2 separate regions of the Mus musculus genome follow, and region 2 is linked to region 1. The links are chromatin loops, found by intact Hi-C in ENCODE. Cell type or tissue: left cerebral cortex. All regions are shown on one strand.

Evidence for each region. A loop is a pair of places that touch in the nucleus more often than their neighbours do. Peaks named below come from ENCODE experiments on the same cell type or tissue, not always from the same donor. Only the 100,000 strongest peaks of a DNase experiment are listed, where the experiment ranks them.
Region 2: it touches region 1 in a loop (2.8-fold over the local background); 3 of 42 quality-filtered maps call a loop at or near these places.

Annotation. Positions count from the first base shown.
Region 1 is chr1:58,695,459-58,700,458 of GRCm38, forward strand. Flacc1 (flagellum associated containing coiled-coil domains 1) reads right to left here and starts at 531. Exons shown (of 15, transcript NM_175370.5): 1 at 444-531. In left cerebral cortex, a CTCF peak has its summit at 2,350 (motif pointing left); a DNase peak (open chromatin) is centred at 2,350.
Region 2 is chr1:58,560,418-58,565,417 of GRCm38, forward strand. All of the region lies in intron 2 of Fam126b (family with sequence similarity 126, member B), which reads right to left. Among named protein-coding and RNA genes, the nearest start is that of Fam126b, 23 kb to the right of the region's middle. In left cerebral cortex, CTCF peaks have their summits at 187 (motif pointing left) and 2,229 (motif pointing right); a DNase peak (open chromatin) is centred at 2,231.

The sequences.
Region 1 (5,000 bases):
TATGTGCGTGTGGGCACGTGTGTGTGTTCCCTTCTTTTCTTCCCCTGTCTTATCTCCCTGGTGTTTCACTCACAGCCGGAAGTTGTCGCTGAGTGAGCAGAGCTTTAGAAAGGGTGGGTTTTCAACAAGCGGCTGGAAACTCTTCCCAAGATCTTACTTTAATTCTTTCAAAGATTCATTGGCCTTGTGGTCCCTTCCCAGGTTGTGAGTCTTAAAGAAACCATAATGTTTTAGGGAAACTCAGGGGTCATTTCTCACCCAATCAAGGTGTTTCAGAACTCATGGTTGCTGTGTTTATTCCCAAGTGGTTGAGATGCCAAGGCAGAAATCTCCAGACTGCCTTGAAGACTTGCAAACCCAGCCAGTGGTGTTTAGAAGGGTTCCGCGGCCATCCACCCCAGGAGCTTCCCTTAGAAGACAGTTCAGTTGTCCCCAGTTATTACCTGAAAGTCCCTTGAGGAGGAATTCACCCTCTAGCTAGTCCTTTGACTGAGCCTGACTTGTGCCCCAGGATGGTTTGTTTCTTTTATCACTATGGAAACCCAATGGCGGCACCTCATTGGCCCAAAGCTCTCTGTTCTTCCCAACAGAATGTTGGGGAAGCAGCCAGTTAAACTGTTAAATCTTCACACTCAAGTCAGATCCTCAACAGCAGGGAATACATATAAGAGTTCCAGTATCACATGTGAGGCCCTAGAAGCTTAATTTCCACAACAGTAGACTTACTGCGGGACCACTAGGCTTTATGGACACATGGCCACAGTTCCTGGATTTTTGTAGTTGATTTTAACTTCCTCCGTTTTTCAGAAACCTAGAACTAACTACAGTGGGCACTTCCTTCTTTGAAGCTCAGCCTTTGAGACCTGTGGCAATCCACAGAAACGATGAAATTTTTAGCTACCTGTGCGGTTTTAGTTTTCCCCTAGGCGAAGTTGATCTTGCTAAATAAAGCAAAACAAAAAAGACAAAACAACCAAACCAAAAAAGTGCTGGCTTATTCATTTAATTTTAATACAACTCACTAAAAGACACACATTTTATACTGAAGGTTCACAAACAATACTCTATTGTTTACTATTCTGTTTTTCTTTTATAAATCAAGACTGATTGTAATCCATTAGATTGGCTTCCTGGTCCTGTGATGGTTCACACTTCATAGTTTACAAAAGCTGGAAGTTCACAAGCCTCCTGTATCCTCTGAATGCCAGTGCAGCTAGGCACGGGGTGCGACCTCAGTCCTGTGCTCAGTGGAGCAGAAAGAAAGGCTAATGGACAGAGAAGAGCTGAAAAATGTTACCTTAAGAGACTCAATTGCAGGCAGATTTCTGAGTTCAAGGCCAGCCTGGTCTACAGAGTGAGTTCCAGGGCAGCCAGGGCTAAACAGAGAAACCCTGTCTCAAAAAACCAGAGAGAGAGAGAGAACAAGAACTTCAACCAGAGAAGTTATCTGACTAGATTTACATGTAAGATAGACCATGTCAACCAAAGCAAAGAAACAGGAGGAAGAGCCGTAGTATGAGACAGAGAAACCATGTAGAAATATCTTAGAGGCCTGATGAGCCTTAGATGTGGGCCAGCAGTGGCGATGACCAGAAGACAACACAGGCTGGGACGTGAGAGGGAGGGAAGGAGAGGCATTCAACTCCTGAGTCTCCAACTCCAGTGGCTGAACTGCTGTTAGTGCAGCTCACTGGTTGGACTATGTTGGGGATGAACAGATTTGAGAAGAGACTGTCCATTCTGTTTTGGACATTCGGAGGCCCCAAGGGGACACCTGACTGGTGATGTCTACTGGAGAATTTATCAGAAGTCCCATACGTTCAAAGACGACTCTAAAAACGGATTTAGTGATTGATTGAGGGAGTGGGTGAACATGTAGGCGACTGTGACGTGTAAGACAACCTGGAGGCAGTGTGGTCAGTAAGTGAGAGGACTCAGCCACAGGCCTGCTAACTGGCTTCTCTTATGCCATTAACACGAGGACAATAGATGGTGAAGGAAACTCCAGATGCTTGCTCACCTCAGGCATACATCAACCTGTTAGCGTCAGTTCAGTTGTTTCCCTGTGGTGGTCAGATAGAGGCAGGCTCTGTCACCCACTGAGCTACATGCCCAGCACTAATGCCATATTGAGATATCGGTACCTTCTACCCCAAACACCCACACCCCAATATACTCCAGCCTCAATACAGTTACACTTTTGTCAGCGCCAAAACAGCAGATGGGGCATGAAGTGAAGGCTTTCAAAGGGAAGTGGTATTCATGGTGTCTTTCCTCAAGGCATGGAGGGAACAAGGGCTAGCATTTTAGTAGGTTGGCCCTTGCTATCAGTCTTGGTTTGTGTGATGTTGCTGCCCTCCTGAGGTAGCAAATGCTATGAGCCTTGAGCAGCCAGGAGCTTTGCATTTAAAGTGTGACTGTATTTGCTGACTGTGTGAATGGACCCAAGAGGAAGAGTGTTCTCTTCAGAGGTGTGCAAAGATCTCCAGGGCACTCAGCTGCCACTGGCTGCTTTTTTTGTTTGTTTTTTTGTTTTGTTTTGTTTTTCGAGACAGGGTTTCTCTGTGTAACCCTGGCTGTCCTGGAACTCACTTTGTAGACCAGGCAGGCCTCGAACTCAGAAATCTGCCTGCCTCCCGAGTGCTGGGATTAAAGGTGTGTGCCACAACGCCCGGCTTTGCTTTTTGACTTTTGAGTTCTGACTTTAGGATGCTGTGCTAACCCTCTTGGACTCTCAGCTGCACCCGAAAGTTCCAACCAAGGAGCTGCAGAAATGTGAAAGCTCGTGCTCCTGTGATCACACCCAGAGGGACCACAGTTGGAGTTTCACTCCTCCATCTTCTCCACCTCACTCCCGACACAGCACAGGGAGGTTTTGGACAGACAGTCCCACATCGGTCTCCCAAATGTTGGGCTCACAGGCATCACCACAACTGGCACTTCCCTTCTTAAGAGGAAGGCTGACAGAGTTTGTATGCTTAGAGGGTTTGTGCTTTGTGTTGGCAGCAGGCAGGTCAGTGACAGAGACCACTAGGGCACGCAGGAGGGACTGGCAGTGCAGAGGAAGGGGAGCTGTGCAGATGCAAGTGTCCCACGACTTTTCTCTTTCTGCTCTTTCTTCTTTTAATGCTTTAATTTCTAATTGTACTTGCTAAAATTTATGGCCTATTATCAATAATGTCTGCACGTGATGTGACTATTTTGTTCCTTAATAATTTAGTGATTTCAGTGAAGTAAAAAAAATTAAGTTTTGTGAAATAATATTTGAGTTTATGTATTTTGCACTAACACCACATTCTTTGGCACACTTTGCGTGCTGAAAAAAAATTTTTTAGCTAATGCTGTTGACACCACTTGCCAGCCTGTTTAGAGAGTTTTTTAAATTTGAAACTGTTGTGGCATTCGGTCCTTCATATAAAACAATGAGAAAACAATACAATGCAAAGATGCTTGCAGATGTCAAACTTAATACAGTGAAGACAGAAGCCAAGTCGACGCCCAAAGCCTCCAATCTTTCTGGGTTTTTGGATGCATGGAATGTTGACTCATACTTAATTGTTAAAGAAAACACAAAGATAGTGAGACTGTTACCAACATCTTATGTCAAAAAGTAGAGTTTTAGCCCAGCATGGAGGTGCATGCCTTTATTTCCAGCCCTCACGAGGCAGGAGTAGGTGGATCTCTGAGAGTTCAAGGCCAATATAATCTACAAAGCAAGTTTCAAGCCAGTCAGGCCAGGAACCCTGTCTCAAAAAACATACACTCCTGCGCAGACACACACACAAAATATAGTTTCATACTTTGTTGTTTTTTAAACAAAATTTCAATTGTCCAATTTTGCCAATGAAGACTCAGAAGCCAGATGCTGGGGTGAGAGCCTGCAAGCTCAGAGAGGCAGAGAAAGCACCCAGCTGACCTTCTTTCTCAGCCCGTGTCCTGGCAGGAACCCTTACTTCTTAGGCCACAATTACTGTGCCGTGCTCCTTTGGATCCTGAAGCTGCCTTAGAGAAGTTTAGAGCCCTGCCTGTGAGCCTTTAGAAGTTTGGAGGAAACTCCCTGATGTCACATATTTGATTGACCCTGAAAGGTTGTCCTGTAACATGAAGAGCACATTTAAATAAAACAAGGTTCTAAATCAAGTATATTTTAAAAAGAAAGAAAAAAAAAGAATAAAAAATCTGCTTGACAAAGGAGAATGGACAGAACCAGCATTTAAAAGGCAAACAAAGAGAAATTGGAAAGAAAAATCCAGAAGATAGGGAGGGTCCCAGGAATCAACATCAGTCAATCAACCAGGCACGGTGACACATGGCTTTAATCCCTAATATATAATTAATTAATATGCTATTAATTATACACAATTATGAAACACATGCTCATAGTGTGTAATGATCAATTCAGAGTAGTTAGAAAATTCATCATCTTAAAATTTTACCATTACATTTAATTATTTATTCATTTTTGTGTAGAATTTAGGTCCAGTTTGATCTGTTACTATGTGTTATAATGCTAAATACTGGCCTCCATGGTCTCCTTGCCCCCAGGGGTGAATAGATCCTTGCATATACCAAGTGATGCTATGTAACCTTGACTCCAAGTTCTCCCTGACTGGTGAATAAAGATGCCTATAGACTGTAGCTGGGCAGAAGACATGGAAGGGGGACTTTGTTTGCCAGGCTTTGGGCCTAAGGCAGAGACCACACCCGAGAAGGGAGGGAGATAAGGAGAGCAGAGAAGGCACTGTGTGAAAACATGGCCACGAGGGCTGACTAGTTGGAGTTAAGAGAGTCCCAGACAGAACATGGCAAGTTATAACTCGGGGTTATTGACAGGGAAGTAGACAAAATAGCACAGAGGGTTGATATCTGCCCAGCTCTAGTGCTGTTAAGGCTTATTATAAACAAAAAGGTTTTTTGTCTTTTCTCTGGGAACTGAATGAACAAAGGTGTTAATTACTATTAGTCAATTAATCAATGAACTGATTGATAATAAAACAACA
Region 2 (5,000 bases), 140 kb before region 1:
ATGGTGTTTATTAATGTAATTCAAAATAAACAAGAGGGCTGGTGAGATGGCTCAGTGGGTAAGAGCACCCGACTGTTCTTCCGAAGGTCCGGAGTTCAAATCCCAGCAACCACATGGTGGCTCACAACCATCCGTAATGAGATCTGGCGCCCTCTTCTGGAGTGTCTGAGGACAGCTACAGTGTACTTACATATAATAAATAAATCTTTAAAAAAAAAAAAAAACAAAATAAACAAGAACAGCCTCACTCAAACAATGTTTCAGTAATGACATATAAAAGAGGGGCAGAGGCCATCCAAGCAGTGACATGGGTCTCAACCTGAACCAGTCATTGCATGACCACTCCCGCAAGTTCTACACCACCATCACCCCAGCACATTTTACAGGTGGGACAGATTTGTGTAGGTTGAAGGTTTTGTGGCTGGTTTGATGCCTCAGTCAGACTGCTGGGAGCCTTGCTTGGTTATGGAAAATAGCCAGTTTGCCTCTATTACCAGGGGACTTTTTTTTTTCTTCAAATTTTTATTAGATATTTTCTTCATTTACATTTCAAATGCTATCCCGAAAGTCCCCTATACCCTCCCCCCCCCCACACACACCTTGCTCCCCTACCCACCCACTTCCACTTCTTGGCCCTGGCATTCCCCTGTACTGGGGCATATAAAGTTTGCAAGGCCAAAGGGCCTCTCTTCCCAATGATGGCCGACTAGGCCGTCTTCTGCTACATATGCAGCTAGAGACACGAGCTCTGGGGGTACTGGTTAGTTCATACTGTTGTTCCACCTATAGGGTTGCAGACCCCTTCAGCTCCTTGGGTACTTTCTCTAGCTCCTCCATTGGGGGCCCTGTGTTCCATCCAATAGATGACTGTGAGCATCCACTTCTGTATTTGCCAGGCACTGGCATAGCCTCATACGAGGCAGCTATATCAGGGTCCTTTCAGCAAAATCTTGCTGGCATATGCAATAGTGTCTGCGTTTGGTGGCTGATTATGGATGGATCCCCGGGTGGGGCAGTCTCTGGATGGTCCATCCTTTCCTCTCAGCTCCAAACTTTGTCTCTGTAACTCCTTCCATGTGTATTTTGTTCCCTATTCTAAGAAGGAATGAAGTATCTATGTGTTGGTCTTCCTTCTTCTTGATTTTCTTGTGTTTTGCAAATTGTATCTTGGATATTCTAAGTTTCTGGACTAATATCCACTTATCAGTGAGTGCATATCAAGTGAGTTCTTTTGTGATTGGGTTACCTCACTCAGGATGATATCCTCCAGATACATCCATTTGACCAGGGGACTTCTTGAGGTCACTCTCATAGAGTCTGGGAGTTCCAACTGCAGTAAGTTTCTACATCTTACCCCCAATGCTAGTATTCTCTCTTAGTACTCTCTTTCTCTGTTCCCCACTCCCCACCCTCTCCCACTCCACCCCAAAAAATCTATTTAATTTCCCCTCCCCAGGGAGATTCATGGGTCCCCTCTTGAGCCCTCCAGAGACAAGACATATCCAAAGATCCAGGATAGAACCAAAAAGGAGGGCAGGGGCTGGGGGCAATGAAATGATTTCTAATGATATTCTGCTATATTCATAAACTGGAGCCAAGCCAAACTGTCATTAGAGAAACATCATCCAGCAAATGATAGGAACAGATACAGAGACCCAGAGTCAAACATTAGGTGGGACCTAGAAAACACAGGAGAGTGAGAAGGGTTGTAGGAACCAGAGGGGTGGAGGACACCCCTGAAAAACATGGCCTCACAGAATCAACTAAGCAGTGCTCGTAGGGGCTCACAGAGACTGAATTGACAAACATGGACCCTGTATGGGCCTGAGCTTGGGCCTCTGCATATTGCTATGGTTGTGTAGCTTGTTTTGTGGACTCCTACAGGAGTAAGGGTTATCTCTGACTCTTGCCTGAGCTTGAGACAACTTTATTCCTCCTGGGTTGCCTTGGCCAGCTGTGATGTGAGGGTTTGTGCCTACTCTCCCGGGGAGGCCTACTTTTTTGTTTTGTTTTGAAGGGAAATGGAGGAGGAGAGGATCTGGAAGAGGGGAGGTGGAGGGATGGACTGGGAGAAATGGAGAGAGGGAAAATTTTGGAGATGTAATATATAAGAGAAGAATAAAAATTGGGGCAGAGGGTAAGAAAGGAGTGAATTAGATACAAATATTTATAAACATGTGTACACATGTCTCTTTGTGAATATGTGCAGTGAGTATAAGTACCTGCAGAGGCCACAAGGGGGCATCAGATTCCCTTGAACTTGAGTTACAGGTGGTTCTGAGCCACATCAGATGTGGGTGTTAGGAATCAGACTCAGGTCCTCTGCAAGAGCAGTATGCACTCTTAACCACCGAGTTATCTCTTCAGCCCCTTGTATTGGAAATAAAATGCAACTGACCTTAAGCTGATAGCCATTTTAGTAATCAGTACACAAACTTAATTATATTATTCTATCTACTTTGTTACAGCTTGAAATGTCTTATAATGAACAACAAAAACTAAATATTTGAATATGAAAATCCCGATATAAGAGATATAAAACAAGGGTCTTACATTTATTCACTTACTTATGTTTGTAGGTAGGCTATGGAGAGTAGAGTGTACATGTATCGACTGCTCTGAGATCTAAGCAAAACTATGAATCCCTACTTCAGAAAAAGGAAACTAGGGCTAGGTTGTGGCTCAGTTGGTAGGATGCCTGCCTAGTTTGTTCCCACCATACAGTGAGAACAGAAATACCAATACAGTCTAATGGGTTAAAGAGAATTTTGGTCTATAAAATATGTGTTTTTGGAAGAGTTTTTTCTCTGTCATCTCAAACTCCTTGTTTATAAAATGAGGACAATAGAAGTATCTATGACAAAAGTTTTTTAGTTTTTGTCTGTTTTGGTTTTTTGAGACAAAGGCTTACTAGGAAGCCCTAGCTGGCTTGAAACTCGAAACTCAGTGTGTAGACCAGGCTGACCTCTAACTCATGGTGATCCTCCTGCCTCTGCTTCTACAGTGCTAGGGTGAAAGGCATATGCTGCATACCTAGCTGACAAGAGAGGTTATTTATTTATTTATTTATTTATTTAAAGAACAAATAACCCGGGGCTGGAGTGATGGCTCAGCAGGTAAGAGCACTGACTGCTCTTCCAAAGGTCGTGAGTTCAAATCCCAGCAACCACATGGTGGCTCACAACCACCCGTAATGAGATCTGATGCCCTCTTCTGGGGTGTATGAAGACAGCTACAGTCTACTTATATATAATAATAAATAAACCTTTAAAAAAAAGAATAAATAACACACAAATTCTTAAAATAGCAATTGGCATATATCCTTCACATTAGCTGTTATTACTAGTAGTAGTTCTAAAATAATAATAATGTAATTATTTAGGTTTTTGAAAATTCAAGACGCATTTTTATTCTAGGGGTAATAATTGTTAATTATTATCTATATTAGAAATATTGTTGAATAAAATGCTAAGGACACAACAATGATGAATAAAAAGAAAATAGATGCTCTCAAATGTTTCAAGGAAATCAAAATTAGATTTAAAAAAAAGCTATAGAATTACCAGTGCAACACATGAGATAATAATAACTGTTCCTGCAAATTCTAAACTTGATTAAAAAAAAATTGCCAGGCATGGTGGCACATTACTTTAACCCCAGCAACTGGGAGGCAGAGACAGATAGATTTCTGAGGTCAAGGCCAGCCTGGTCTACAGAGATAGTTTCAGGTGGGCTACACAGAGAAACCTTGTCTCAAATCCTATCAAACATTCACAACAAACAAACAAACTCCTGGGGAAAGACAATGAAGATATTTCCAAGTATATGTCTAAGACTTAGACTATGGCAGCTGTTATTGTGTGTATAGGGAGCTGAAGGAGAAAAACAGTCTCCAAGCAAACACTCCAAGCAAAGGAGGTACTCTGACTCTTCTAGGTTGTGAAGGGAAGACCAGAGGTTTAGTGTAATTTAAACTGGCATAGCCTATGTGCCAAGAAGCCAAGTACTGGGTAAATTTACCTTCTAACTTCCGTGTGTGTGTGTGTGGGGGGGGAGGGGGGTGGCTTACTTATCCCCCCCTTGCTTCCCAAGACCTACACGCTCTAGACTCCATAAGCATGGTGCCTGTCAGCTATAAGGAGCCATGGCCGGATTTTTGAGAGACATGAGACAGAGAGAGGGGTCTGTGATCTAACAGAATGTACTTTGGGTAGCATTAGTATCCTTACAAGTCTTTACTGATAGCATCACTTCATGAGGCAATCTGTCCTGTATTTCAAATTCATTTCTAGTATTTTCTCTAATGCTGGAGAGCCTAATGTTGGTTATCTCGCTCTCCTAATGTGGACTCATACAGTTATACACTCTTAACTTAGGACACCATCCCAGCCAAATTCATTACTCCTCATGGGGCGGGGGAGATAGTAAAGGAATGCATACATATACAACCATAGTGTCAGAACTCAATTAGGTTGAAAAGTGTGTGACATGTGGTTGTACGTTCTATGATGGTGAATTTATATAATGTCTATTCCTTAGTTGGTATGGGTATAAGGCTGATGGCATTGAGCCCCCTCCCCCTCACCCATTCTGGAGACTTCATAAAACATATGTCAGGATGCTGGATCTGGTCGTCAGACTCCATGTAACAGGAGCACTGCCTTTGCAATTTTCTTGCTCTTTGTCCCTATTTTGAACTTTGATAGTATAAGGCTTTCATTAACATGGCCCTATCAGCCATTTCTGAATTCTAACCAACTGTTTTCCTGGGTAGATTCAACTCAGTGATTCTGCTTACTCCCCATTCTCCTCTTGACCTGTCCTGGCATGTGTTTTCTATGAAAACAGTGGGACTGTCGGGGTGTGCGCAAGACCTTGCGTTAAAGCGAAATAGAATTGGGAAGAAGTATTTATTTGGGCTCTTTTTTCTCTTCTAGTCCCTCTTGCTAAGGATGACCTTGAATTGAACTCCTGATCATCCTGTCTCTACCTCCTAGGTA